Regions from separate parts of the Homo sapiens genome. Here region 1 is linked to region 2. A link is a loop called in an ENCODE intact Hi-C map of the cell type or tissue named here. Cell type or tissue: breast epithelium. All regions are shown on one strand. Links, peaks and the distances in the headings refer to the core of each region. The heading gives the core; the rest is flanking DNA.

Region 1 (15,999 bases), core at 875-8,874, 60 kb after region 2:
AGCTGCCTGTACCAGCTATTGACTGCCTGCCTCCTAATTGCTTTTTATATTAGGAGGAAATAAACTGCTATCACTGTTATTTTAGGTATCTGTCTCAGCTAACCAATTAATTCTAAATGATATACTCCCAACTATATGGCACAGTACCTGTTAGATAACTTTTTATCTAATTGAGGGCATGTACTTGAACGATAAATAACAAAATAAGATGCTATAAAATCAAGAAAAAAAAGACTTGAATCCTCACACATTCAGTTGGAACACTTGTATTTTCTTACCGTCTGGGGAAACGTGAAAAATGGAATTAATAACATTCCTTAGGAATAGAGCAGACGCCTAGTAACACCTGGCTAGTCAATACATGGATCCAGATATTCCATGGGTCAATATCCAAAATGCAAAAACGATGTACTGAATGAGACAGACACTGATAGTTTATCCATGAAGGTACTTTGATCTCATATGATTTTAGAAGCGGAAGTGACTTTTGTCCAAGTTATTTTACAGAAGAGAAATTGATACCCAAGTACTTTTGTGGATCTATTGCTGAGTATTCCTGCAAAGTGGCTAAAACAAAGAAAGGTGGAATTTAGTGGTGCAACTAGCTGAAAAGCTTAGGAATGGAACTGACATTAACCAACACCGTATTCAAGGATAAAACAATCGATGTCATCAGAAGTATGCAGTTTTTCTCCAACTCTAACTTTTTTCCTCTGTACATTTATTTAATTCTCAGGTTCTATATAGTAGCAACTTGTCTATAGCAATTCCAGAATTGTATCTTCTCTTGTTCAGATCTAATAGAATACTGTCCTCTGCTTTCCTAGAAACTCCAGAAAATATCTCACTGCATCTTACTGGCTCTGACTGAATAAGATGTACATCATTGAACCTATGTCAATGGCCTGAGCAATGCATTGCTCTCATTGATAGATGACTTGTTTTTTCTGGAGCCAATGCCCATGAATTGAGAGTGGTGGAAGGGATGAAACCCACAAGAAAGTAAAGGCATTTCCAGACATTGAAGGGGAAATAGAAGTGGGTGATTTTTAAAGACAGATAGATAGATAGATAGATAGATAGATAGATAGATAGATAGATGTCATCTCTCATGGCTGAGCTGGAACTGGAATTCTCAAATCCTGACACCAAATCAGTAGTCTTTTCTACGACCTGTTTTACTCCCTGGCATCAGTGTCTTCCAACAGCTATATAATAAACGCCTCCAGTTGTATCTGAGTTCTGACACAGTGAAGTGTTTTTAGGTGTAATGTGGACCTTTCAAGGGAAAATCTCTATCTTTTCCATTCTAGTATCTGGCTCAACCTGATTCCTGTTATTATTGGAGCTCCCACATAGAAATACTAGTCATTGCATTAGAAAACTGAGAGATGAATAGAAAGCAGGAATTCTTATCCCATTTTGGAACAAAGAGGTCTCTATGAGTAAAATTAAGCAGACAATTATTAGAGGAAGCCATAACACATTAAATTAGCCAGTAAACAAATGCTTATTGAATATCTGTTTGGTATAAGTAACTCTTCTAGTTGTTATGGTGGGAAGACAGCAGACATAGTCCAGGTCTTCACAGCAACAAAACATATTAATGTCACTATAATTTGGATATTCATCTCCACCCAAATCTAATGCTGAAATATAATCTCTAATGTTAGAGGTGGGGCCTGCTGGGAGGTGATTGGATCACAGGGTCAGATCCCTTATGAATAGCTTGGGCCATCCCCTTGGTGATAAGTGAGCTTTCACTCTGAGTTCATATGAGATCTGGCGATTTGAAAGTGTGTGGCACTTCCCCCTGCCAGTCTCTGTCTTGCTCCTTCTCTGGCCATGTGACATGCCTCCTTCCTCATTGCCTTCCAACACGATTATAAGCTTCCTGAGGCCTCCCCAGAAGCTGAGCAGATGCCAACACCATGCTTCCTGTAAAGCCTGCAGAACTGTGAGCCAATTAAACCTCTTTTCTTTATACATTACCTTTATAATGTATATAAAGGTATTTCTTTACAGCAATGCAAGAATGACCTACTACACATGTGTACCAACATGGCATTTATACGTCTAGTATAGGAGGCAGAGTGCTATACTTGTGTTCAAATGTTACATTTCTAATGTCATAGCTCTTTTTCTCCAAATCCAAGTGATCAGAGTGTCAGATTCTTTACTTTAAAATGTAATAAGTAAGGATATAAATGAGATAATATGTAGAAAATGTCTTTATAAGTTGTCAAGCCCTACACACATACGTTATCATCATAAAAACAATATGGTAGTAAAATTCAAAGTGCCTAAGTTTTCTGAAAAGTCAGTCTTTGTGAACTGACAGATATTTCATGGAGACAATTTAGAAGACAGGATTTAAGTGAAAATGATTATAAATAACCCAAATTCATGACTAGAAAAAAATGTAATATACACATCCATACCCTAAACCAGGACAAATCTAAATAGATCAAGGATTTACATGCAGAAAAAAACCTGTATAAATTCTAAAAGAAAATATGTACATTTTTGTCATTACCTCGATGTTATGAGGAGCTTTTTTCTCCATATCTAGAGCCATTAAAGAAAGGATTGGTTCAATTTAACCACTGAAAAAGAGAACTTCTTACCTGAAAACATAACACAAGCAAAGTCAACGGATGACAACAACTTGGAGAAAAAACATCAACTTATATTTCAGGCTAAGGTGAGCCTCCCTGTTGTATAAAGAATTCTTAAATTCTTAAATTTATCATTATTATTATTTAATCTGAAGAGAGTTTCACTCTGTCACCCAGGCTGGAGTGCAGTGGCTCGATTCATAACGCACTGAAGCCTCAACTTCAGGGCTCAAGTTATTCTCCCACTTTACCCTCCCAAGTTGCTGGGACCACAGGTGTGTGCCACTATGCCCAGCTAATTTTACTTTTGTAGAGATAAGGTCTTGTTATGTTGCCCAGGCTGCTCTCAAACTCCTGGGTTCAAGCCATCCTCCCTCCTCAGTCTCCCAAAGTGCTGGGATTATAGGCATGAGCCACTGTGACTGGCCTTGATTTATTTATTTATTTGAGACAGAGTCTCACTCTGTCACCCAGGTTAGAGTGCCATGAATGTCATGATCTCAGCTCACTGCAACCTCTGTCTCCCAGGTTCAAGCAATTCTCCTGTCTCAGCCTCCCGAGTAGCTGGGCTTACAAGCTGTACCAACACACCCAGCTAATATCTGTATTTTTAGTAGACATGGGGTTTCACCATGTTGGCCAGGTGGGTCTCAAACTCCTGGCCTCAAGTGATCTGCCCACCTCGGCCTCCCAAAGTGCTGGGATTATAGGCATCAGCCACCGCACCTGGCCCCAGCCTTGATTTTTTAAATGTCACAGAAAAAAAAAAAAATCAGAGAGATAAATAGACATTCATTGAATATGAAGCAAATTGTTATTAAATATATAAAAGATTCTTAAATGTGAAAAATCCTTAACTCCATTTATAAGAAGTGAAAATTAAAAGGATATACTGATATACCATTTTTCACCAAAGAGAATAGGAAAAATATATATATGTTTGATAATGCACTCCATTGTGGGGTAATAGAACTCATATATTTCTGGAAAGAGCATAAATTGGTCTAACCCTCATGGATGGGAATTTTGCCACGTCTATCAAAATGAAAAGGTACGTGCCTTTTGACTCAGAAATTCCATTTTTGAGAATTAATCCTACCACTAGCACAAGAACAACTTGATGTATGTTCTACTTTAGTCAGACCACATTGCTTACAACAGCAAAAGACAGTAAACAATGGAAATGTCTATCCACAGAAGACTGTTAAAAAGTATACTTATTCATTTAATAGCATGCTACTCCATTGTATAAAAGAATGAGCATGCTCTCCACATATCATTACAGAAAGATGTATTGGCCCATGAAAAGAGCAGCATGCAGAAAAATGGAGGGAGAAAAATTATATACTTTATATTTTATTGTATAAACAACAAGAAACGATAAGACAGCAAAAAAGTCTGGGGACTTTTTTAGAGTTAAGGGGGTGGTGGTTGGTGGGAGGAAGCATGGTAAAACCTAAGCAGATGCAAGAGAACATTTTAGGATATACTTTTTATAATTTATGGCTTTTGGATCCGCTGAACAAATTGTTCATTAAACTTTTTATAAAAATAAATGTCAGAAATTCCATTCAAAGTCAAAAATTGTAGCAAGGACCTTGAAATCTTCAGAAATTCTGGTAGATTAATTTTGTCACCTTGTTTCTTTGTTTTTTTCATCTTTCTACACTGTGGAAAAATAACAACCACAACTTTATTCTTTTATGAAATGTCCTTTACAAGCACTCTTAATGTTCTGGTGATGATTTTTTTCCCCCAAAGTTCCTGACTAGATCACAAAGTAAAGAAACCCATGCTGATCAGGTCATTAGATTATAAGATCTATTTACTGTTGTTTGTACAAGTTAGAGTTCACAAAGCTTCTTCAAGATCAAGTAATTTTCCCTTTGGAAAGTTTGAGATTCTATTAAATGTTACACTATATAAGACATTTTCATTGTGTAACACATAATAAGTGTTAGTTGTAGTAAATAATTCTGTTTCCCATTAAAAGCCCTTGGAACAGGCTCTTTCTGACTAGATATTGTGTTTCAGGATAATTTGAGTCTAGCATTGAGACATAGGTTTCTTGATTTCTAAACTATATACTTGAAACCCATAGAAGTTAGTGATGGAAGGGCCATCATTCTCTTTAAATGATCTATATTAATTTATCTATGCCCGTAGAATAAAAGACAGATTTCACAATGTCAAAACCAATAAATTTAGCTGAGTAATATGGAGGAAAAACAAAATCTTGCATCCCTAGAAGATAGATTTAATTAAATCTATTTTTAAATAGCCAATAAATTTTATTACTAGGGATCAGAGAAGAACAAACATAAAGGTGATAAGATTATTCTGAGATGAATATAGTTTGGGGTAAAAGCAACATTCTAATAAATGTAGAAAAGCCTAAGGTGTAGAAGGGTTGCATAATACAGAAATTTTTTCTCCTGAAAGAAAAAATAAACAATCAGAAGGTGATGAAAATTCATTTCCCAAGCTATGTCTTGTTTGTTCTATTGACATTGTATTTGGCTGCTCGCATCTCAAAACATTGATGGTTGCTGGGCATACCCTTGTAGCAGTGAGAAACTCCATGGCCACCTGGAAATTGTGACTCTCACCTGACACTAGGCAGCTGGTGCTTTCAAGTCATGCTGAAAACTTAATGGTCATTTCTAATCAGCTACGTAATTCTTAGAACAGTGCCCAGGATATTTTTAACAGTGACAAAAATAACACATATAGATTAGCCAAGGGCTTTGCAAGGAGATATTGCCAGCTGCTTACTTAAAATTTAAAAATTTATTACACTTTGTTTCTATCCCTAATATTAGTATGTGGTGGGGATGGGAGAGAAGGTTGCTAGCACCGTGCTTGACGCAAGCAGACTTTTAATAAATTGTATATTAACAGAACATATTTTGATATTAAAAAGTCAATATTAAACCTAAGTATTATATTTAGGTAATATCCATATAGACATATAAGAAGACTTTTTTACTGTATGTTAATTTTGAGTATGTTGTAAGCTCAATTGTGTATTTCTGGTTCCAAGATGGCCAAATAGGAACAGCTCCGGTCTGCAGCTCCCAGGGGGATCTACACAGAAGACGGGTGATTTCTGCATTTCCAATTGAGGTACCTGGTTCATCTCACTGGGACTGGTTGGACAGTGAGTGCGGCCAAAGAAGGGCGAGCCAAAGCAGGGCGGGGTGTCACCTCACCCGGGAAGTGCAAGGGGTCAGGGGATTTCCCTTCCCTAGCCTAGGTAAGCCGTGATAGACTGTACCAGGAAAATTGGGACACAGCCCCCTAAACACTGTGCTTTTCCAATGGTCTTAGCAAATGGCACACCAGGAGATTATATCCCATGCCTGGCTCAGCGGGTCCCATGCTCACAGAGCCTTGCTCACTGTTAGTTCAAGATCCAACGGCGAGGCAGCAAGCCTCCTGGGGGAGGGGCATCCGCCATTGCTGAGGCTTGGGTAGGTAAACAAAGCAGCCAGGAAGCTCGAACTGGGTGAAGCCCACCGCAGCTCAAGGAGGCTTGCCTGCCTCTGTAGACTCCACCACTGGGGTCAGGGCATAGCTGAACAAAAGGCAGCAGAAACTTCTGCAGACTTAAACATCCCTGTCTGACAGCTCTGAAGAGAGCAGTGGTTCTCCCAGTATGGTGTTTGAGCTCTGAGAACGGACAGACTGCCTCCTCAAGTGAGTCCCTGACCCCTGTGTAGCATAACTGGGAGACACCTCCCAGTAGGGGCCAACTGACACCTCATACAGCTAGATGCCCCTCTGAGATGAAGTTTTCAGAGGAAGGATCAGTCAGTAATATTTGCTGTTCTGCAGTATTTGCTGTTCTACAGCCCCCCCTGGTGATACCCAGACAAACAGGGTCTGGAGTGGATCTCCAGCAAACTCCAACAGACCTGCAACTGAGGGACCTGACTGTTAGAAGGAAAACTAACAAACAGAAAGGAATAGCATCAACAAAAAGGACATCCACACCAAAACCCCATCTGTAGGTCACCATCATCAAAGACCAAAGGTAGATAAAACCACAAAGATGGGGAGAAACCAGAGCAGAAAAGCTGAAAATTCTAAAAACCAGAGCACCCCTTCTCCTCCAAAGGCTCACAGCTCCTCGCCAGCAAAGGAACAAAGCTGGACAGAGAATGACATTGATGAGTTGACAGAAGTAGGCTTCAGAAAGTCAGTAATAACAAACTTCTCTGAGCTAAAGGAGAATGTTTGAACCCATCACAAGGAAGCTAAAAACCTTGAAAAAAGATTAGACGAAAGGCTACCTGGAATGAACAGTGTAGAGAAGCCCTTAAATGACTTGATGGAGCTGAAAACCATGGCAAGAGAACTACGTGACGCATGCACAAGCTTTGGTAACAGATTTGATCAAGTGGAAGAAAGGGTATCAGTGATTGAAGATCAAATTAATGAAATGAAGTGAGAAGAGCAGTTTAGAGAAAAAAGAGTAAAAAGAAACAAACAAAGCCTCCAAGAAATGTGGGACTATGTGACAAGACCAAATCTATGTTTGATTGGTGTACCTGAAAGTGACGGGGAGAGTGGAACCAAGCTGGAAAACACTCTTTAGGATATTATCCAGGAGAACTTCCCAACATAGCAAGGCAGGCCGACATTCAAATTCAGGAAATACAGAGAGCACCACAAAGATACTCCTCGAGAGGAGCATCCCCAAGACACATAATTATCAGATTCACCAAAGTTGAAATGAAGGAAAAAATGTTAAGGGTAACCAGAGAGAAAGTTCGGGTTACCCACAAAGGGAAACCCATCAGACTAACAGCGGATCTCTCGGCAGAAACTCTACAAGCCAGAAGAGAGCGGGGGCCCATATTCAACATTCTTAAAGAAAAGAATTTTCAATCCAGAATTTCATATCCAGCCAAACTAAGCTTCATAAGTGAAGGAGAAATAAAATACTTTACAGGCAAACAAATGCTGAGAGATTTTGTCACCACCAGGCCTGCCTTACAACAGCTCCTGAAGGAATCATTAAACATGGAAAGGAACAACCAATACCAGCCACTGCAAAAACATGCCAAATTGTAAAGACCATCAATGCTAGGAAGAAACTGCATCAACTAATGGGCAAAATAACCAGCTAACATCATAATGACAAGATCAAATTCACACATAACAATATTAACCTTAAATGTAAATGGGCTAAATGCTCCAATTAGAAGACACAGACTGGCAAATTGGATAAAGAGTCAAGACGCATCAGTGTGTGGTATTCAGGAGACCCATCTCACACGCAGAGACACACATAGGCTCAAAATAAAGGGATGGAGGAAGATGTACCAAGCAAATGGAAAGCAAAAAAAAGCAGAGGTTGCAATCCTAGTCTCTGATAAAACAGACTTTAAACCAATAAAGATCAAAAGAGACAAAGAAGGCCATTACATAATGGTAAAGGGATCAATTCAACAAGAAGACTAACTATCCTAAATATGTATGCACCCAATACAGGAGCATCCAGATTCATAAAGCAAGTCCTTAGAGACCTAAAAAGAGACTTAGATTCCCACACAATAATAATGGGAGACCTTAACATCCCACTGTCAATATTAGACAGATCAACGAGACAGAAGGTTAACAAAGATATCCAGGACTTGAACTCAGCTCTGCACCAAGCAGACCTAATAGACATCTACAGAACTCTCCACCCCAAATCAACAGAATATACATTCTTCTTAGCACCACATCACACTTATTCCAAAATTGACCACATATTTGGAAGTAAAGCTCTCCTCAGCAAATGTAAATGAACAGAAATTGTAACAAACTGTCTCTCAGACCACAGTGCAACCAAATTAGAACTCAGGATTAAGAAACTCACTCAAAACCACACAACTACATGGAAACTGAACAACCTGCTCCTGAATGACTACTGGGTAAATAATGAAATGAAGGCAGAAATAAAGATGTTCTTTGAAACCAATGAGAACAAAGACACAACGTACCAGAATCTCTGGGACACATTTAAAGCAGTGTGTAGAGGGAAATTTATAGCACTAAATGCCCACAAGAGAAAGCAGGAAAGATCTAAAATTGACACCCTAACATCACAATTGAAAGAACTAGAGAAGCAAGAGCAAACACATTCAAAAGCTAGCAGAAGGCAAGAAATAACTAAGATCAGAGCAGAACTGAAAGATACAGAGACATAAAAACCCTTGAAAAAATCAATGAATCCAGGAGCTGGTTTTTTGAAAAAATGAACAAAATTGATAGACTGCTAGCAAGACTAATAAAGAAGAAAAGAGAGAAGACTCAAATAGACGCAATAAAAAATGATACAGGGGATATCACCACCGATCCCACAGAAATACACACTACCATCAGAGAATACTATAAACACCTCTATGCATATAAACTCGAAAATCCAGAAGAAATGAATAAATTCCTGGACACATACAGCCTCCCAAGACTAAACCAGGAAGAAGTTGAATCGCTGAATAGAACAATAACAGGCTCTGAAATTGAGGCAATAATTAACAGCCTACCAACCAAAAAAAGTCCAGGACCAGACGGATTCACAGCCGAATTCTGCCAGAGGTACAAGGAGGAGCTGGTACCATTCCTTCTGAAACTATTCCAATCAATAGAAAAAGAGGGAATCCTCTCTAATTCATTTTATGAGGCCAGCATCATCCTGATACCAAAGCCTGGCAGCGACACAACAAAAAAAAGAGAGAGAGTGTTTTAGACCAACATCCCTGATGAACATCGATGCAAAAATCCTCAATAAAATACTGGCAAACTGAATCCAGCAGCATATCAAAAAGCTTATCCATCAAGATCAAGTTGGCTTCATCCCTGGGATGCGAGGCTAGTTCAACATACACAAATCAATAAACGTAGTCCATCACATAAACAGAACCAAAGACAAAAACCACATGATTGAATAGATGCAGAAAAGGCCTTCACCAAAATTCAACAGCCCTTCATACTAAAAACTCAATAAACCAGGTAGTGACAGAATGTATCTCAAAATAATAAGAGCTATTTGTGACAAACCCACAGCCAGTATCATACTGAATGGGCAAAAACTGGAAGCATTCCTTTGAAAACTGGCACAAGACAGGGATGCCCTCTCTCACCACTATTCAACATAGTGTTGGAAGTTCTGGCCGGGGCAATCAGGGAAGAGAAAGAAATAAAGTGTATTCAATCAGGAAAAGAGGAAGTCAAATTGTTCCTGTTTGCAGATGACAGGATTGTATATTTAGAAAACTCCATTGTCTCAGCCCCAAATCTCCTTAAGCTGATAAGCAACTTCAGCAAAGTCTCAGGATACAAAATCAATGTGCAAAAATCACAAGCATTCTTATACACCAATAACAGACAAACAGAGAGCCAAATCATGAGTGAACTCCCATTCACAATTGCTACAAAGAGAATAAAATACCTAGGAATCCAACTTACAAGGATGTGAAGGACCTCTTCAAGGAGAACTACAAACCACTGCTCAATGAAATAAAAGAGGACACAAACAATGGAAGAACATTCCATGCTCATGGGTAGGAAGAATCAATATCATGAAAATGGCCATACTGCCCAAGGTAATTTATAGATTCAATGCCATCCCCATCAAGCTACCAATGATTTTCTGCACAGAATTGGAAAAAACTGCTTTAAAGTTCATACGGAACCAAAAAAGGGCCTGCATTGCCAAGACAATCCTAAGCAAAAAGAACAAAGCTGGAGGCATCACGCTACCTGCCTTCAAACTATACTACAAGTCTGCAGTAACCAAACAGCATGGGACTGGTACCAGAACAGAGATATAGACCAATGGAACAAAACAGAGGCCTCAGAAATAACACCACACATCTACAACTATCTGATCTTTGACAAACCTGACAAAAACAAGAAACGGGGAAAGGATTCCCTATTTAATAAATGGTGCTGGGGGCCGGGCGCGGTGGCTCACGCCTGTAATCCCAGCACTTTGGGAGGCCGAGGCGGGCGGATCACGAGGTCAGGAGATCGAGACCATCCCGGCTAAAACGGTGAAACCCCGTCTCTACTAAAAATACAAAAAATTAGCCGGGCGTAGTGGCGGGCGCCTGTAGTCCCAGCTACTTGGGAGGCTGAGGCAGGAGAATGGCGTGAACCCGGGAGGCGGAGCTTGCAGTGAGCCGAGATCCCGCCACTGCACTCCAGCCTGGGTGACAGAGCGAGACTCCGTCTCAAAAAAAAAAAAAAAAAAAAAAAAAAAATGGTGCTGGGAAAACTGGCTAGCCATATGCAGAAAGCTGAAACGGGATCCCTTCCTTACATCTTAGACAAAAATTAATTCAAGATGGATTAAAGACTTACATGTTAGACCTAAAACCATAAAAACCCTAGAAGAAAACCTAGGCAATACCATTCAGGACATAGGCATGGGCAAGGACTTCATGAGTAAAACACCAAAAGCAATGGCAACAAAAGCCAAAATAGACAAATGGGATCTAATTAAACTAAAGAACTTCTGCCCAGCAAAAGAAACTACCATAAGAGTGAACAGGCAACCTACAGAATGGGAGAAAATTTTTGCAATCTACCCATCTGACAAAGGGCTAATATCCAGAATCTACAAAGAACTTAAACAAATTTACAAAAAAACAAACAAACAAACAAAAAACAAAAAAACAACTCTGTCAAAAGTGGGCAAAGGGTATGAACAGACACTTCTCAAAAGAAGACAATTATGCAGCCAACAGACGCATGAAAAAATGATCATCATCACTGGTCATCAGAGAAATGCAAAACCACAATGAGATATCATCTCACACCAGTTAGAATGGCAATCATTAAAAAGTCAGGAAACAACAGGTGCTGGAGAGGATGTGGAGAAATAGGAACACTCTTACACTGTTGTTGGGAGTGCAAACTAGTTCAACCATTGTGGAAGACAGTGTGGCAATTCCTCAAGGATCTAGAACTAGAAATACCATTTGATCCAGCGATCCCTTTACTGGGTATATACCCAAAGGATTATAAATCATGCTACTATAAAGACACATGCATATGTATGTTTATTGCGGCACTGCTCACAATAGCAAAGACTTAGAACTAACCCAAATGTCCATCAGTGATAGACTGGATTAAGAAAATGTGGCACATATACATTATGGACTACTCTGCAGCCATAAAAAAGGATGAGTTCATGTCCTTTGTAGCGACATGGATAAGCTGGAAACCATCATTCGGAGCAAAATATTGCAAGGACGGAAAACCAAACACCACATATTCTCACTTATAGGTGGGAATTGAACAATGACAACACTTGGACACAGGGTGGGGAACATCACACGCTGGGGCCTGTCATGGGGTTGAGGGATGGGGGAGGTATAGCATTAGGAGAAATACCTAATGTAAATGATGAGTTAACGGGTGCAGCAAACCAACATAGCACATGTATACATATTTAACAAACCTGCACATTGTGCACATGTACCCTAGAACTTAAAGTATAATTTAAAAAATAGTGTATTTATATATCACCTTAAAATTAAATGGCTTTTAGGCCAGGCGTGGTGCACACACCTGTAATCCCAGCACTTTGGGAGGCCAAGGCAGGTGAATTGCTTGAGCTCAGGAGTTCAAGACCATCCTCGGCAACATGGTGAAACCCTGTCTCTACAAAAAATACAAAAATTAGCTAGGTATGGTGGCACGTGCCTGTATTCCCAGCTACCTGGGAGGTGGAGGCGGGAGAATCACTTGAGTCTGGGAGGTCAAGGCTGCAGTTGAACCACTGCACTCAAGCCTGGGCAACAGAACAAGACCCTGTCTCAAAAAATAAATAAAATTAAATGACTTTTAAACACTTTCCTCAGGTGCCTCAAACTGAGTAACAAATAGTAAGATCATCTGAATTTTAGTAATAAAAATGCATTTGGACACCCAAAATTCTGTTTAAAAAAGCAGTATCTACTAAGCAGATAAAAGCAGTATCTACTAAGAAACTGATTTTATTGGTGAACATTGAGACTGGAATAAAATAAATAATATCTTGTTTCATGTGGACTAATAGAAAATTAGGAGCAAATTTTGAGGCTGATTTTTAAGGAATTTTAGCTAAATTCATATTCAGCTTCAACCTCATGCTTGGTTAAGTTTTATCCCTTTTTTTTTTTAACCTTACTTCAGAATTGTGCTATCATCTCACTAACCTGTGGATAGCTGTAAATAGTTTCAAATAATGTCTAAAAAAGGTGGACTCTAAGTAAATAAAACTACACAAAAGCGGCAGCAAGCAAAACCTGCAGACTTTTATTGAGTGTTGATGGCCAAACAGTGTGCTAGGGTCTGGAGCTCAAAGATGAAAACAACACAATTCCACTTTAGTCAGGCTGTGTAAAGAGGAGAAACAGATGCAAACACAGAAAATTACTATGAAATGAAGTATGACAAATGTAGTCATAAATATATATAGGGCATTCAAGGAGAATTAAGGAGAAATATCTAACACGACCTAGGAGGGTGGGAGCTTAAGAATCCTTGGCATGATGACACCTGATTGAGTCATTGAGGATGAGAGAGGAGTGGGGGACAATATCAGCACTGGAAGAGAAGCAAATCACAGCATGGTGTGGGGGCTGTGATGCCACTGGAGCATAACATTTTGGTTCTGAGGGTTAGATGATAAGGCTGGGTCAGGTGGCAAGGACCTACTTCCGCAGAGTCTATTTCAGAGGCAAAGTTGTGGTGCTGCAACGAAAGTTGTTTTGGCACCTCAAAAGCTGCAGTGAATGCTAACAACATTAGACTGCTTGAAAATCATGATTTTTCGGAATTATTAACTTTCCGAAAAATGGTCGACCTATAAACTCTTTTTTTTTTCTGAGACGGAGTCTCGCTCTGTCGCCCAGGCTGGAGTGCAGTGGCGCGATCTCGGCTCACTGCAAGCTCCGCCTCCGTGGTTCACGCCATTCTCCTGCCTCAGCCTCCCGAGTAGCTGGGACTACAGGCGCCTGCCACCACGCCTGGCTAATTTTTTGTAGTTTTAGTAGAGACGAGGTTTCACCGTGTTAGCCAGGATGGTCTCTATCTCCTGACCTCGTGATCTGCCCGCCTTCCAAAGTGCTGGGATTACAGGCGTGAGCCACCGCACCCGGCCTAGACCTAGTAAACTCTTAAACAAGACACATTAATTGAAAAATAGATTTCATTATAACACTTAATCTTGTCTCTCCTCTTCCTCAATTCCTTAACTTGAAAATTAACTGCTAATGATACTGTTATCTATGGAGATGCTTGACTCAAGATAGAAATGCATCAGCTCCAGAAGGAAGGGATTTCTCTTGGAAGGAAGAGATTGTCCTGACAAAATGTTTTCAGCCGTCTTACATGCTAGGGGGTGGATGCAAAGCACTGAATGTGTCTCTGCATTGTCCTTTTCCTTCTTCTCTTTTCCCTCCTTAATTCTTTCCAAATATTCTCTCTTTTCTCTTATAAGAAAACTCCATTATTTTTTAAACTGTGACATTTCAACATTTTACTCATGCTTAATCATTTAAATTTGCCTGATACTGCTTTTAAGTACGTAAGTATGGAGAATTCTGCCTATACTTCCAGAAACAGATTTTTTTCATTCATGAATCTAGTAATTAATTCTGATTGAGTGTTGGGACATGTGATAGGTGTCAGTGAAAGAGTGGAAGGCAAGGAGACGTGAAGAGCAGTGGGGAAAAAGACACTGGTGAAATTATCACACAGCAGGGTATACATGATTACAAACTGTGTTAAGTTTAGGAGGGAAAAATGCAGGGTGCTAACAAGAACCTTTAATAGATGAACTTGCCCTATTTTGGGGAATCATGGAAGGCTTCCCACTGGGAGCATTACATTTGATCTGAAGGTGAAAAAGTGGAGGAGCTTTCAAAGCAGAATGCACAGCATGTGCAAAGGCTCTGTGGTGGAAAGGTCTATGGTCTAATCAAGAAACTGAAAGAAAGACAGTGTGGTTGGGGCTCAGAGGAGAAAAAAGGAGAGTGAAGAAGAAGCTGCAGACATAAACAGGTACTGTATTCTGCAATATCTTGTAAGCCAGCCTAAGAAAATTTGGAGGCAATTGGGTATTCTGAGTTTGAGTATGACTTGATCAGATTTGCATTTTTCAAAAAGCACTTTATTTGTCAAGTGGCAAGAGTGGATCCATGGAAACCATTATCCAGCTCAGGCAAGAGGTGATTGTAATGTAGACTAGGGTGGTGGTAGCAGAGAAGTAGAGAAACAGGAAAATTCTGGAGATATTTATGGAGCTAAATTAATAAGACCTAAGTGTAAACATTGTGGTTAGGCCACAGCAGTTAGGAGTGCAGCTTCTAGAGCCAGACCCTCTGATATAAGTCATGGCCCTGACCCTTGTTAGCTGTGTGACTTTGAACCTGTCCATTAACCTTTGCCTTGGTTTTATCATCTGTAAAATGGACATAATAGTGGTACTTTCCTCCCAGGATTGTTGTGAGGACTAAATACTTAATAGACTTACAGCACCTGGTACATTGCCTGGCACACGTGAGTGCTCTAGTAATGTTGGATGCTGTTAGATTGGAATATGAAGAGTGTAGATGGAGAAGAAGGAGGAGTCAAGGAGGACTGTCAGGAATTATATCCATTGTACTCAAACATGGCTGAAATCCATTTAAAATTATTCGTTTAAGGACAAGAAATGATTACACTCTAAACTAGTAACAATCTGCAGGAAGAGATTATGTTCTTGCCCAATAGGAAAATCTTTTTTTCGGGTCAGATCTGAATGAGTAAATTACTCTCCCTTCAAAAAGTAATAAAAAACAAAAGAATGGGCCGGGCATGGTGGCTCACGTCTGTAATCCCAGCATTTTGGGAGGTCGAGGCAGGTAGAATACCTGAGTTCAGGAGTTCGAGACCAGCCTGACCAACATGGTGAAACCCTGTCTCTACTAAAAACACAAAATTAGCTGAGCGTGGTGGTGCACGCCTGTAGTCCCAGCTACTCCGGAGGCTGAGGCAGAAGAATCGCTTGAAACCAGGAGGTGGAGGTTGCAGTGAGCCAAGACCGTGCCACCCACAGCACGCCAGCCTGGGCAACAAGAGCCAAACTCCATCTGAAAAAAAAAAAAAAAAAAAAAACAACGCCAACCCCAATCCTGTCAAGGACTGCTGAGCACCAAATAGCAGCCTGGATACCACAGAGCACATACATTAAAATGAGATTAGAAACTGTTTCTTGGACAATAAGGAACGAGCAGCAACCCCTTTAGGAAGTTACTGAGACACGCTTATCCATTCTTTCACCATGTATTTGTGGAGTGCCTGTAATTTGTCAGGCAATTCGTTAGGTGCAGGAATATCAAGTGATCAAGACACATAG
Region 2 (15,999 bases), core at 4,357-12,356:
CACTAGCAACTTTACAGTATTGCAAAAGTACTAGGCTTCAGATCTTCAGTTTTGCCCCTTTGAAATACTAATAAACCTTTTTGAAAATTAGGTGAGATAATCCATGAAAAGAGCTTAACTAGCATCATGCCTGTGACATGTTAAGCACTCAATAAAAGTTGGCGTTTATTATTTCAGTCTCTTTTATATACTGGATATTCAATGCAGATTGATGATTAACTGTTTTCAGCGATATGAAAAGGCCTTTATGAAAGGAAAAGAGCTCTTCAGAATATTGGATGACTCTGAATGGTGACTCTAGAATAACAGGGCAAGACTCTATATGGGCTGTAGAATCAATCATATGAGAGATCTGGGTAGAACATCTTCACATATTGGAAAATGTAGGGGACACCACGCTCCTGGGGTTTCTAGGCTGGCAGTGAACACATGGAAAATTCTAAATGTGAAAATGACAGCTTTGTCAGTTTGCTCCTCGAGGCCTGCCAAAGACTGCCACAGTCCCTGTCCATCTCTAGTAAATCACAGTAACTAATTCAGCTCCTACACCAAATTTGGCTTCTTCTATGACTTTTCCTAACATAAAAACACACAAAAAAGAATAGCAGCACAAAAACCACATAAGTCCCAGAAATCATTTCCAGATGAAATTTTATATGTTCTGCTTTCTAGTTTTGGCAAGTCATTGAAAAGTAAAATAGCAACCACTGTGAGAGAATTCTTATATTTCTGGAAAATGATGTTCCAATGTTATTTTTAAGGAAAGGAATGTTTATCCTTCGTTCCGAGGAATGATAAAAATGTTCCCAAATTACCCTTTAAAAAGGCAGTGATTTTACAAAATATATATATATACACACACACACACATTAATTCCTCACTTTATATCTTAAATAGGTTCTTTGAACCTATTGCTTGTTAAACAAAAGTTTAAACAAAACGACATATAACAAAACCAATTTTACCACCAGCTACTTGATATAAATAAGATTCAGTTCCTACAACAAATTTCTGGTCACAAAAACATCACCAGACTTCTAAATAAAGAGCCAAAGCACTTCTAATATTAAACATAGAAAAATATTTGAACTATATATACATTTTTTAACTATTAATATACTCAAGCAGGATAATTATCTACCCATTTATTCCAGCTCGGGGTTGTAGGTGGGTGAGTCTGTCTCAGCAGTTCAGGGCACCAGTCAGAAACCCACCCTGGATAGGCCGCCATCCCATCACAGGGCACACTCAGGCACACACACTCACACTCACTCAGACAGGGGCCATTTAGACATGCTAATTCACTGAATGTGCGTATCTTTGGGATGTGGGAGGAAATTTGAGTACCCAGAGAAAACCCATGCAGACATGGGGAGAATACTCAAGGTTCACACGACAGTGGCCGTAGGAAGAAGCGATATTTTTTCTCATCAATGCGATGAGAAAACAAGGTTGAATGAAACATTATTCACTTACCTGGTGCTTGAGTGTGTGGTATGTGTGTGTATGTGTCTATCTCCAAAGATAATATTATTTATTAAACCACTGTCCCACTCCCGTGAGCACTGATGTCCTAAGAATCCCACCCCTGCTATTGATACGGAAGTGGGGAAGGGAAGTGCTGGGAAGGGAAGTGCTGGTGTGGGCCCTTTAAATGATACGGAAATAGGGAAGGGCGTGGTCCCTGACTAGGACTCCACCACCTGCCTTGTGACCAGGGACCTAGGTGAGGACAGGCATTTTTGTTTTCCTGCCCAAATGTTGCATTTTTCAAGACCACCCTGGCGTGCCACTCCCCCATCCTATGCCTATGAAAACCCCCAACACCCTAACAGGCAGACACACAAACGGCTGGACATCGAGAGGAGCACATCACTGGAGGAACACGCAGGTGGCTGGACATTGAGAGGAACGCACCGACAAGCACCAGCAGGCCAACAAGCCACCAACCGACTGGCAGACTGACACGGAGTTTGGCTGGGGCAGTCGGAGGAGAGCGCCCAGGCCATCCAGCAGCCCAACTCCAGAGGAAAACCATCTTCCTTCTGGCTCCCTCATCTGCTGAGAGCTACTTCCACTCAGTAAAACCTTGCACTCATTCTTCAAGCCCACGTGTGAACCGATTCTTCAGGCACACCAAGGCAAGAACCCGGGATACAGAAAGGCCTCTGTCCTTGCCACGAGGCAGAGTGTCTAATTGAGCTGATTAACACAAGCTGCCTATAGACAGCAAAACTAAGAGCCCCCAGTAGCACACACTCACTGGGGCTTCAGGAGCTGTAAAAATTCACCCCTAGACACTGCCATGGGGTCGAAGCCCCACATCCTGCCCATCTGTATGCTCCCCCAGAGATGTGAGCAGCGAAACACTGAAGAAGCTAGCCACTCCCTCTCTCGCATGCCCTGCGAAGGGGACAAGGGAACTTTTCCAGTTTCACTATGACCATGGCAAAAGCTACATACCTCAAGACTGCCCATTGAGATTAGAAAACAATACAAAATCCTGACCCTTAATCCAGCTGTCTTACTTCTAGGAATCAACCCAAAGATACATTAGTAAAAACAGAAATATACCTGCTTAATACTGGTTTTTTTTTCTTTGCAACTTTTATTTTAGGTTCGGGGGGGTACGTGTGCAGGTTTGTTACATGGCTAAATTGTGTGTCATGGGATTTCTTAGTCACCCAGATAATAAGCATAGGACTTGATAGGTAGTTTTTTGGTCCTCACCCTCCTCCTACCCTCCACCACCAAGTAGGTCTTGGTGTCTATGGTTCTCTTCTTTGCGTCCATGTGTACTCAGTGTTTATCTCCCAGGTGAGAGAATATGCAGTATTTACTTTTCTGCTCCTGCATTAATTTGCTTAGGATAATGGCCTCCAACTCCATCGTGTTACTGTAAAGGGCATGATTTCCTTCTTTTTATGGCTACATAGTATTCCATGGTATATACATACCACATTTTCTCTATCCAGTCCATCATTGATGGGCATTTAGGCTGGTTTCACATCTTTGCTATTGTAAATAGTGCTACGATGAACACATGCGTGTATGTGTCTTTATGGTAGTTTGGGTATATACCTAGTAACGGGATTGCTGGGTTGAATGGTAGTTCTGTTTTAAGTCCTGTGAAAAATCTCCAAACTGACTTCCACAGAGGATGAACTAATTTACATTCCTACCAGCGGTGTGTAAGTGCTCCCTTTTCTCCACAACCTCACATGCATCGGTTATTTTTTGACCTTTTAATAATAGCCATTCCGATTGGTGTGAGATAGTATCTCATTATGGTTTTGGTTTGCGTTTTTCTAACGATTAGTAATGTTGAGCTTCTTTTCATGTGTTTGTTGGCTACATGTATGTCTTCTTTTGAGAAGTGTCTTCATATCCTTTGTCCATTTTTTAATGGGGTTGTTTGGTTTTTGCTTGTTAATTTGTCTAAGTTCCTTATAGATTATGTATATTAGACCTTTGTTGGGTGCATAGTTTGCAAATATTTTCCCCCATTATGTATGTAGGTTTTCTGTTTACTCTGTTAATAGTTTCTTTCAACTATGCAGAAGCTCTTTAGTTTAATTAGGTACCATTTGTCGAGTTTTATTGTTGCTGCAATTGCTTTTGAAGTCTTCATCATGAAATCTTTGCCAGGGCCTATGTCCAGAATGGGATTTCCTAGGGTTTCTTCTAAAATTTTTATAGTTTTGGGTTTTACATGGAAGTCTTTAATTCATCTTGAGTTGATTTTTGTATATGGTGAAAGTAAGGGGTCCAGTTTAAATCTTCTGCATATGGCAAGCCAGTTATCCCAGCCCCATTTATTAAATAAGGAGTTCTTTCCCCATTGCTTGTTTTTTGTCAATTTTGTTGAAGATCAGATAGTTGTACATGTGTGGTTTTACTTCTGGGTTCTCTAACCTGTTCCCTTAGTCGATGTGTCTGTTTTTGTACCAGCACTATGCTGTTTTGGCTACAATAGCCTTGTAGTATAGTTTGAAATTGGGTATTAAAGTGCCTCTAGCTTTGCTTTTTTGCTTAGGGTTGCCATGGCTATTCAGGCTTTTTTTTTTTTTTTTTTGGTTCTACATGAATTTTAGAATACTTTTTTCTAATTCTGTGAAAAAATATCATTGAGGTAGTTTGATAAGAATAGCATTGAATCTGCACATTGCTTTGGGCAGCGTGGCCAATCTAACAATACTAATTCTTCCTATCCATGAACATGGAATATTTTTCCATTTGTTAGTGTCACCCCTAATTTCTTCCAGCAGTGTTTTTTAATTCTCATTGTAGAGATTGTTCACCTTCCTGGTTAGCTGTATTTCTATATATGTTATTATTTTTTTGGCTACTGTGAATAGGAATAAGTTTTTTTATTTGGCTCTCAGCTTGGATGTTCCTGGCGTATAGGAGTGCTAGCGATTTTCGTGCATTGATTTTGTATCCTGAAACTTTGCTGAAGTTGTTTATCAGATCTGGGAGTTTTGGGGAAGAGACTATGGGATTTTCTAGGTATAGAATCATATCATCTGCAAAGATAGTTTGACCTCCTTTCTTCCTATTTGGATGCCTTTTATTTCTTTCTCTTCCCTGGTTGCTCTGGTTCTCAAGGGGAATACTTCCAGCTTTTGCCCATTCAGTATGATGTTGACTGTGAGTTTGTCATAGATGGCTCTTACTGTTTTGAGGTACATTCCTTCAACGCCTAGTTTGTTGTGCATTTTTAACATGAAGAGATGTTGAATTTTATTGAAAGCCTTTTTGTGTCTATTGAGATGATTGTGTAGTTTTTGCTTTTAGTTATTTTCATATAATGAATCATACTTATTGATTTGTGTGTGTTGAACCAATCTTTCACATCAATAAAGCCTAGTTAATCATGGTGGATTAGCTTTCTGATATGCTGCTGGATTTGCTTTTCTAGTATTTTGTTGAGGGTTGTTGCACCTATGGTAATCAGAGATATTGGCCTGAAGTTTTACTTTGTGGTTGTTGGGTGTTTGGCAGGTTTTGCTATCAGAATGATACCAGCCTCATAGAATGAGTTAGAGAGGAGTTTGTCATCCTCAATTTTTAAAAACAGTTTCAGTAGGATTGGTACCAGCTCTTCTTTATACACCTGGTAGAATACAGCTGTGAGTCCATCTACTTCAGGACTTTTTCTTAGTAGGCTTTTATTACTGATTCAATTTTGGAACTCATTTTTGTTTTGTTCAAAGTTTCAATTTCTTCCTCGTCCAATCTTTACCAGGTTGTATATTTCCAGGAATGTATTCATTTCTTCTAGGTTTCCTAGTTGGTTTGCACAGAGGTGTTCATAATAGTCTCTGAATGATACTGTGTTCCATTTCTGTGGGGTCAATGATAATCATTTTTGATTGTGTTTATTTGGATTGTCTCTTTTTTCTTTATTAGTCTAACTAGTGGTTTATCAATCTTAATTATTCTTTCAAAGAACCAATTTTTTGTTTCATTGATTTTTTTTTTTTGAGACAGATCTCAGTCTGTCACCCAGGCTAGAGTGCAGTGGCATGATCTTGGCTCACTGCATCCTCCACCTACTGGCCTCAAGCGATCCTCCCATCTCACCCTCCTGAGTAGCTGGGACTATGGACATGTGCCACCACACTCAGCTAATTTTTATATTTTTAGTAGAAACAGAGTTTCTCCATGTTGCCCAGACAGGTCTTAAACTTCTGGGCTCAAGTTATCCACCCACCTCTGCCTCACAAAGTGCAGGGGTTACAGATGTGAACCACTATGCCTGGCCTTGTATGGCTTTTTGCATCTCAGTTTGATTCAGTTCAGCTCAGATTTTGGGTATTTGTTTTTTTCTGCTAGCTTTGAGGTTGGTTTGCTCTTGTTTTTCTAGTTCTTCTTGGTGTGATGTTAGGTTGTCAGTTTGAGATCTTTCTAACTTTTTGATGTGGTGATTTAGCACTGTAAACTTCCCTTTTTGCACTGTTTTAGCTGTGTTCCAGATATTCTGGTATGTTGTATGTTTGTTTTCATTCGTTTTAAAGAATCTGATTTCTGCCTTAATTTCACTGTTTAAAAGAATTTCTTGATTTCTGCCTTAATTTCATTGTTTATCCAAGTCATTCAGGAGTAGGTTGTTTAATCTCCACATAATTGTATAGTTCTGAGAGACCCTCTTAATATTGATTCTTATTTTTATTGTGCTGTGGTTCAAGAGTGTGGTTGATATGTTTTTGGTTTCTTTGAATTTGTCAAGAATTGTTTTATGGCTAAGCATATACTTAATTTTAGAGCATGTGCCATGTGCAGATGAGAAGAATGTATATTCAGTTGTTGCTGGGTGGAATGTTCTATAAATGCCCATTAGGCCCATCTGGTAAAGTATCGTGTTTAGGTCCTGAATATCTTTGTCAGTTTTCTGCTTTGATGATCTGTCTAACACTGTCAGTGGGGTGTTGAAGTCTCCCGCTATTATTGTGTTGTTATCTAAGTCTCTTTGTAGGTCTTGAAGAACTTGTTTTATCAATCTGGGTGCTCCTGCGTTGGTGCATATATATTTAGAATAGTTAAGTCTTTTGTTAAATTGAACCTTTATCATTATGCAATGTCCCTCTTTGGTTCTTTTTTGATTATTGGTCTGAAGTCTGTTTTGTCTGAAATTAGAAAAGCAACCCCTGATCTTTTTCATTTTCCATTTGCTTGGTAAATTTTTTTACATCTCTTTACTTTGAGCCTATGGGTGTCATTGCATGTAAGATGGATCTCTTGAAGACAGTGTACAGATGAGTCTTGCTTCTTTACCCAACTTGCCATTCTGTGTTTTTGTAAGTGGAGTGTTTATTTTCCATTCAAGGTTAATATTGTTATGAGCAGATTTGATCATATCATACTGTTGTTAGCTAGTTGTTATGCAGGCTTGTGTGGTTGCTTTATAGGGTCAATGGTCTATGTACTTAAGTGTGTTTTTGTGGTGGCCAGTAACAGTCTTTTGTTTCCATGTTTAGCATTCCTTTAAGGACCTCTTGTAAGGCAAGTCTGGTGGTAATTAATTCCCTTAGCATTTGCTTTTCTGAAGAGGATTTTGTTTCTTTCACTTACGAAGCTTAGTTTGACTGGATATAAAATTCTTGGTTGGAATTTCTTTTCTTTAAGAATGCTGCATATAGGCCTCCAATCTCTTCTGGCTTGTGGGTTTCTGCTAAAAGGTCCACTGTTAGCTGGATGGGGTTGCCTTTGCAGGTGACCTGCCCCTTATCTCTAGCTGCCTTTAATATTTTTTCCTTTGCATTGACCTTGGAGAATCTAATGAGTATGTATGTGTCTTGGGGATGGTCATCTTGTATATAGTGTCTCACAGGGGTTCTCTGAATTTCCTGAAATTGAATGTCAACCTCTCTAGTGAGGTTAGGGACATTTTGTGGAAATGTTGTGGACAATATGTTCAAATATGTTTTCCAAGTTGTTTGCTCTCTTTCCCTCTCTTTCAAGGACACCAATGAGTCATAGCCTTGGTCTGTTCACATAATCCCATATTTCTTGGAGGTTTTATTGTTTTTTGTTCTTTTTTATTTATTTTTGCCTAAGTTGATTAGAAGAACCAGTCTTCATGGTTCATGCCTGTAATCCCAGCACTTTGGGAGGCAGAGGCGGGCAGATCACAAGGTCAGGAGATCGAGAACATCCTGGCTAACACGGTGAAACCCCGTCTGTACTAAAAAAAAATACAAAAAATTAGCTGGGTGTTGTGGTGGGTGCCTGTAGTCCCAGCTACAAGGGAGGCTGAGGCAGAAGAATGGCGTGAACTGTGGAGGTGGAGATTGCAGTGAGCGGAGATGCGCCACTGCACTCCAGCCTGGGTAACAAAGCGAGACTCTGTCAAAAAAAAAAAAAAAAAGATTGTTTTCCTTAGCTTGGTCTATTCTGTTGTTAATACTTATGATTGTATTATGACATTCTTACAGTGTGTTTTTCAGCTCTAGCAGATCAGTTTCTTTCTTAAAATAGCTATTGCATCTTTCAATTCTTGTGTTATTTTATTGGATTCCTTAGATTTCTTGGGTTGGGTTTCAACTTTTTCCTGAATCTAGATGATCTTCATTACTATCCAGATTATGAATTCTATCTCTGTCATTTCAGCCATGGCAGTCTGGTTAAGAACCATTGCTGGGAAGCCAGTGTAATCATTTGGAGATAAGAAGACACTCTGGCTTTCTGAGTTGCTAGAGTTCTTGTGCTGGTTCTTTCTCATCTATGCAGGCTGATGTTCCTTTAACCTTTAAAGTTGGTAAACTTTGGATGGAGCTTTTTGCTTTTATATTTTCTGAAGACCTTGAAGTTTTGACTGCGGTATAAGTTGAGTTCAGTCAGCCGGCTTCATTTCTGAATGATTTCAGATGGCCAACGCTCAGCTCAGCAACTGTGGGCTGCATGCTAACCCTGGGGGGCTGGTAGCAGGCCCACAGCTTTGTTCTCTGTCCACTTGAGGTTAAGCACCTGCTATGCAGGACGGGCTGAAGTGCTCTGGTCTGCTGACAACACTCTGATGGGGGGTGCCAGCAAAAGCACATCATCAGGGTGGTGGCAGCAGAGTATGCATGCACTGCCAGCAGCATCAGCATGATGGGGTATACATGTGCTCACAAGGGTGGGGAGATAGCATCCTTTCATGAGTGCTCACAAAGGTGGCTGCAATGAGGCAGTGTCCACACATGCCAGAGGGAGCGGGGCAGCAGCAGGAGGTCCACACACACATGCCAGTGACAACTGAGCAGTGAAGTCTGTGCATGTGCACACTGCCAAAGGGGTGAGGGAAGGTTGTAGGTGGGTGTGCACCAGCAAGGCCCATCTGCTGAAGCTCCCTGATTGTTAGGTGGGGTCTGCCGGTGAAGTAGCTATGGCAGCTGCCACCAGGAAGCACCCTAGTTGGGCATCCAAGGCTGTGCTGCAAATGGGCACGGCCAGGCAGGCATGCTGGGAGAGACTGGGAGGCAAGGGAGTGCACAGATCATACTAGCCCCATCCCATGGGCAAAACCGTGCCACTCTGTCCAGGTATGACAGGAAACAAAGGCCAAAGCCACCTAGGGGAGTGTAGTGAGCCTTGGGGATGAATGCCCCTGGCCGTGCTCCACTGCCTCTATTCCTATGCCAACCCCCCTTGGCTCTGCACAGGCTGGAATACTGTCCCTGCCACCTCTCCAAGTAGCTCTCCTATCAGCTCAAGTTTCTGTGGGGGTCATAAGAGTCTCCTGAAGCTAGGAGTCTGGAGGTCCATGGCAAGAGTCGGCCACTGCTTACCTATTTAACTTATCTCTTCCCCCAGGAACTGCAGAGGGCCAGGAGCAAGCCTTGGTGTTTCACTGCCCTGGGCAAGGTTTCCAGCTTCCTCCCGCTTCAGCCCAGGGTCTGCGTCTTCCTTCCTTCCTTCCACTCTCTTAATGTCTTCCCTTCAAATATCTGCTCAGAGTGTGCTGGTAGTCCCTCTATGGGAGATGCTCTTCCTGGCTGCATCTAGTCAACTATCTTAGGTCTTCTCCAAGATTCTTCAATGAATCATTATTTATAATATTAAAATACTAGAAAGAGTCAAATGTCCATCAAGAGGGGACTGGACTGATTAAATAATGTATCCTTACACAATGGAATACTCTGAAGATGTGAAAAAGGCATAAGCCATATCTCTATAAATCTATTAATTACGTAGGATATATTATGGAGTAAAAACAAAGTAATGAAAAACTTGTACACTATGCTACCATTATCTGAAAACAGAGTATGTGTTTGTGTCTAGATATATTTTTAAAAAATCAATGGAATGCTAAATTACAAAGTTTTTTTTTTTTTTTTTTTTGAGACAGAGCCTTGCTCTGTCACCAAGCTGGAGTGCAGTGGCGCGATCTCGGCTCACTGCAACTTCCGCCTCCCAAGTTCAGGCAATTCTCCTGCCTCAGCCTCCTGAGTAGCTGGGACTACAGGCACGTGCCACCATGCCCAGCTAATTTTTGTATTTTTAGTAGAGACAGGGTTTCACCATGTTGGCCAGGATGGTCTTGATCTCTTGACCTCGTGATCCACCCCACTCAGCCTCCCAAAGTGCTGGGATTACAGCTGTGAGCCACCGCACCTGGCCAGTGAATGCTTTAAATGTTTTATACATACATAAATATTATATATTAGTTATATGAATAGGTACAAGTAATTTTCGAACACAGTAATCTTTTCTGAACATCCTTAATGACAAATAGTCTAAAGACAAATAAAACCTGAAAAAACACATTAACTATTCTCTGTAATTCTTATTGTTGATGGTAGTGGTGATATTGTCATTCTGAGACCATTGAGTGTGTCATATAGGATAAAGCAAATATATTTGTGTCATTAACAAATAGGAATTTCAACATGAGAAAAAGTAGCTACAAACATAAGGTTAATTAAGTAAAATTAAAGTTCTGTCTTCCTGAATATTAATTGAAAATACTGGTGTGAACCTATGATGAATTTTACCCTAAAACACAAATTATTTCAAGGGTTCCTTAACTCTGTCCTCAGCAAAGGCCTAGAACTAATGAGTAGTACTAGAACTACTACTAACCTAGTAGTAATGAGTACTTTAGTGCCCATGTTGTGGTCTCTAAAGATGATTTTCCACTATATGGAAAGTGGGGTTCCTGGAGAAAGGACTGATTCCAAAGCTAGAGCAAGAAATTTACAAAATAAACTTGAACTATCTTGTTGAATCAGAAAAGAAGGAATGCCAAGATCATGCCAAAGGACTCACTGGCCAACCTGAAGAGATTCCCACTGCCCTGAAATTAGACAATTAGAGCATCAATAGAACAATAAATACAATCACATCACATGTATTAAACCTATGGTTTATAATAATATTCAAACAAACAAGCAAACTCATTGGCCAACTTTGGAGGATAATATGCAACAAAGTCATTATTTTGAAAACGAGTACGTAAAGGGAAAAAAATCAAATTTTATCCTGCTTTTTCTATATAAATTATACTTTAAGGTAACTAAATGACTAATGAGGATAGGTTTCTCTGTATAGAAATACAGAAATATTCCAGCTAATAAAACAGAAAGGAATGATAGAATTTTTTTGTAAACTATAATGAATTAATGGATTTAGGTAATGATTAATAAGGGCTTCTAAAATCACAAATAAGAAAACTAACCAGGCAAGATATACCTTTCTATGGAAGTGCAAAAAATCTATCAAGTATGCTTGACAAAATAATAATAATAAACTTATTATTATTATTCCAAATCGACTCTAAATCTAACTACCAATTTACTGAAATTACAGAAATATATAAAATGACACCATAGAGATGCAATCAGCAAAATTCAGTTTCTACAACAAATAAATTGCAAGAGTGGGAAAAAAGTAATGGAGAGAAGCCCTATAGATTAAAAAATATTTGAGAAACATAGTAACCAGTGGCAATGTTGTATGAAGCTTATTTCTAATGTGATGCAAAACAAAAACACACTGAAAATAAATTACGAGACAACTGGGAAAATTTGAACACTGACAATACTTGATGATATTTAAAAATTATTGTTAATATTTTAACAATATTAATGCTAAGTGTAATAATGAAATTGTAGTTATATTAAGAATTCCTAGTCAGGCGCGGTGGCTCACACCTGTAATCCCAGCACTTTGGGAGTCTGAGGCAGGCAGACAGCTTGAGCTCAGGAGTTCAAGACCAGCCTGGGCAACATGGTGAAACCCTATCTCTGCTGAAAATACAAAAATTAACCGGGTGTGGTGGTATATGCCTGTAATCCCAGCTACTTGGGAGCTGAGGCAGGAGACTCGTTTGAACCCAAGAGGTGGGGTTTACAGTGAGCCGCAAGATGGTTCCACTGCACTCCAGCCTGGGCACTGGGAAACAGAGTGAGACTCCGTCAAAAAAAAAAGAATTCCTATCTTTCAATGATACTAACATATTTACAAATAAAACTATGTCTTTATTTTGCTATTAAATGACCTAGTATGTTGGAGGAAAGTAAATAAAGGCAGAAAGGAAAAAGGTAACTGGAACTGGTGATGTATATATTGGAAGTAGTTACATAACTCTATTTTGGTGTACATTTGAAAATTTCCATAATAAAAAGGACAAATAACATTGAAATCTTTACTATTAGCCTACAAGGACCTGTATAACCTGGTCCATGCCCACCCTCCTCATCTCATCACTCTTCCCTTGCTCATTCTGTACCAGTGACTTTGACAGCCTTTCTGTTCTATGAATATGCCAAGCTCTTTGTCTAGAGAAATATGTAAAGAAATAATAACAGAATTTTCCAAAAATTTTGAAAGACATCAAACAAAGATACAAGAAGTGAAAGGAGGCAGTAATTATTTGCCACTTTTCAATTAATTCTAATATCCTTAGCTTGTTAAGGCACTCCATTCTGTGAAGACCTTCCACTCCAAACCCAACCTAAATCTGCAGTTGACCACCTGGGTGGACTTCAATGGAGAATAATCTCCTCAATCCCATCCTGACTGACTGGGTTTTGCATCATCTGTGTGACCCCAGAGACCAGCATTAGCAAGCCTCAAGTTAGAAGTTTTTAGCAAATGTAGGTTCTGTGATGCCTTTGAGCTAAGGTGCACTAGATGATAGGGGAGTAATAGTTGTTTCTTATTTAATTTGATGTGGAAATAAGAATGGAATGAAATGGCTATCAATACAATTTCAGAAGTCTTCTAAAGGCACTGTCTTCCTTGATGGTTCTTATTGCAAGGCAACTGATCTGAAGTAGACTGAAGAGGGAGGCTGGCTTTAGAAACAGAGACTAAAAAGTGGGGACACTGGGCCAGGTGCAGTGGCTTATGCCTGTAATCCCAGCACTTTGGGAGGCCAAGGCAGGCTGATCATGAAGTCAGGAGTTCAAAACCAGCCTGGCCAGCATGGTGAAACCCCATCTCTACTAAAAATACAAAAAATTAGGCTGGCATTGTGGTACACGCCTGTAGTCCCAGCTAGTTGGGAGGCTAAGGCAGGAGAATTGCTTGAACCCAGCAGGCAGTGGTTGCAGTGAGCCAAGATTGTGCCACTGCACTCCAGCCTGGGTGACAGAGCATCTCAAAAAAAAAAAAAAAAAAAAAAAAAAAAGTGGGGACATCTGAGTTACTTAAGAGTGAAGAATCAAGAGAACTTAAGTGAAGTACAAAAGAACAACAAAACAAAACAAAAATAAGAATAGGAAACAGAGAAGAAAATGACTGCAAACTAGATTCTTTAATCCCCAAAGATTCATTTATAGGAACACAAAACAAATTTTACTTTTGTGTTCAGGGCCAGCCATAAAGATCCGTCCTTAAAGAGAGTGAGACGAAGGGCACATTGCAACAGAAAGGTGGATGCATACAGAGTTATATAATTTTGCAGCCATTCCACACACCTTGGCAAGGGCCGATGGTTTCAAAATCCAAGAATAGCTCCACATGTGATCTCTGACTGATTGGGAAGAGGAATATGCCTGGCATGGCAAGAGAAGAGCACTCCCAAAAATGATGAGCAAGAAAATCATTTTCTCTGCTAGAAATAGGTCAGAGAACTTTCCAGTGATGAGATCTGGAGATTCAGAAATCAATGGTGGTCACTATTTTGCTGCTTTTTAAAAGGCAGAGGGCTGTTAATACCATTCATCTCATTTATTCAAACAAACACATTATTTGAAAATACATTGTTTTCCAAGCCCTGTACTAGACACAGAGAATACACTACTGGGCAAAAGAGGAATGGATTCTGAGGACAGGTAGAGTATCCCTTCTTTCTCTATCAGTAAGTCAGTTCTCCAGACCTATTTACTGAGAGGCCAGACAAAGGATTTTTCTAGGCTCACCTTTCTTAGCTGCCTCTTCTAACAATCCCTGTGAAGTAGAGTTTAAAGTTGACTGAGTCCATAAGAGATTAATGTACAGTAATTAAGGATGTAAAACAATGTTCTCCAATGGCCAGAATTCTTTACTCTGCAGAATTTATGATATATGGCAATGAAAATAACTAAAACCTTCAAAAATTTAGTACTCAAAACAGGACAAAAGAGCTAGATGAAACTTGTCTGCTTTACCACCACTACTATAGTCACTTTAATCCCAAGATAGGTAACTCAAGATTGGCTTCAGCTGTTTTGTCTAGGCTGAAGGGCAATTTATATTATGAAAAAAAAATGACAGTATCAAAGAATAAGTTCAGTTGTCTGCTTTATTCCATAAATATAAATTAAGCCATTAAAAGTAAGTTAGCTCCTAGAAAATGAGCAGCTTTTTGTCTGTGAAAACTGGTATCAAAATTAAAGAAACAGGAAAAAACAGCCCCACTTAACAAAAAAAGATACAATATCCAAGAACCATTAAATGCTCAGATTATGAGTAGATACTTTTCATCCAGAATTGATGACCAAGCATGGGTCAGGCTAGTCAAATACTCCTGAGGTTCCCAGAACATATCTGGGAGCAGAATATCCCAGGTAAGTGTGAAAGCAATGTGCCAACAAAGACTTTCGTTCCTCAAATGCCCCAGCACTTTAATGTTGAATTGTGATTTTTTTCTACTCTCAGCTTTGGCCTTGTTTTTGTGCCTGTACCTGCTTCAGACAGATCTTCACAAATAGTGCCTTTGGTCAGTTAACCATAGGTGGTATGAGGTCTAGATTGCGCAAAACTAACAAGAACTTGAAGACAACTATCTTATAAAACTGAAATCAAAGGGCTTAAAGGACATTCAGTTTGTTGATAAAGTAGATATCACCTTGTAGAAACTCAAAAGGCCATATATAAGGAACATGAATAAACATTTTTATTTATTTATTATTTTTGTTTTTTGAGATAAAGTCTCACTTACTCTGTCACCCAGGCTGGAGTACAGTGGCTCAACTCACTACAACCTCCGCCTCCCCAATTCAAGCGATTCTCCTGTCTCAGCCTCCCAGGTAGCTGGGATTACAGGCACCCGCCACCACACCTGGCTAATTTTTTTTTTTTTTTTTTGAGACGGGGTTTCACTCTGTCGTCCGGACTGGAGTGCAGTGGTATGATCTCGGCTCACTGAAACCTCTGCCTCCCAGGTTCAAGCAATTCTCCTGCCTCAGGCCTCCCAAGTAGCAGGGACTAAAGACGTATGCCACTATGCCCAGCTAATTTTTGTATTTTTAGTAGAGAAGGGGTTTCACCATGGTGGCCAGGTTGATCTTAAACCCCTGACTTCAAGTGATTTGCCCACCTTGGCCTCCCAAAGTGCTGGGATTTAGGTGTGAACCACCGACCATGCCTGGCCTGATTTGTTTGTTTTTTGTCATTGAGATTGGGAGGAGGGATAGGAGTTGGTGTTTAAAGATATCACCTAATCATTTCCTTGCATACACAGGAAACATAAAACACAATTTTCCCTCATGTTGGAAGTTGAGTGCTCTCAGGGCATAGAGTGAAGGAAAGTCCTCATTTTGCCCTAAGCAAATGTTTCCTGGGTATGTGGCTCCAAGGGAAGATGCCAATGCTAAGTTCTCTAAGAGTACTAGCAAAATGCTTCTTGCACATCATAACTGCTTCATAGCTATCTCTTCAGTACTTTTTCCCTGGTGATCCCTAACCAAGGCTCCCACAATGGGAGCATCAGAGCTTGCACATTGGCCTTGCAGAAGCTATACCACCACCACCACCACACAAAAGACTTGGATTAAGATCCCAAATGCCTCCCCCAATAAGAGCCGTTTCAAATCTCCAAACTATTGTCTTTATTATCATAGTTTCCATAAACAACCGTAATTAAATGCATACTAGGTACTAGTGTTTTACATTTAGTAACGCTAATCTTCAGAATTTTCCAGTTTATAAAAGAGTTAACTGAGGCTTAGAAGGTTTAAGCAATTTACCTAAAACTACAAAGTTAGCAAGTAGTGGAGTCTTGGTTGAACTATATGTCTCAGTCTTAAACTTATCTTCTTAGTAACTCGACGTCTAATGAGAAGATAAGCAAAACAACAATTTTAAGCT

What was found. Peaks named below come from ENCODE experiments on the same cell type or tissue, not always from the same donor. Only the 100,000 strongest peaks of a DNase experiment are listed, where the experiment ranks them.
Region 1: a loop joins it to region 2, with 19 times the contacts of the local background. A loop is called at or near these places in 19 of 110 quality-filtered maps.

What each region holds. Positions count from the first base shown.
Region 1 is chr12:21,617,366-21,633,364 of GRCh38, reverse strand. No RefSeq gene overlaps it. Among named protein-coding and RNA genes, the nearest start is that of GYS2, 21 kb to the right of the region's middle. In breast epithelium, for the core only: no CTCF peak of the experiment used is centred there; no DNase peak of the experiment used is centred there.
Region 2 is chr12:21,680,753-21,696,751 of GRCh38, reverse strand. All of the region lies in intron 1 of KCNJ8-AS1 (KCNJ8 antisense RNA 1), which reads right to left. Among named protein-coding and RNA genes, the nearest start is that of KCNJ8-AS1, 26 kb to the right of the region's middle. In breast epithelium, for the core only: no CTCF peak of the experiment used is centred there; a DNase peak (open chromatin) is centred at 8,721.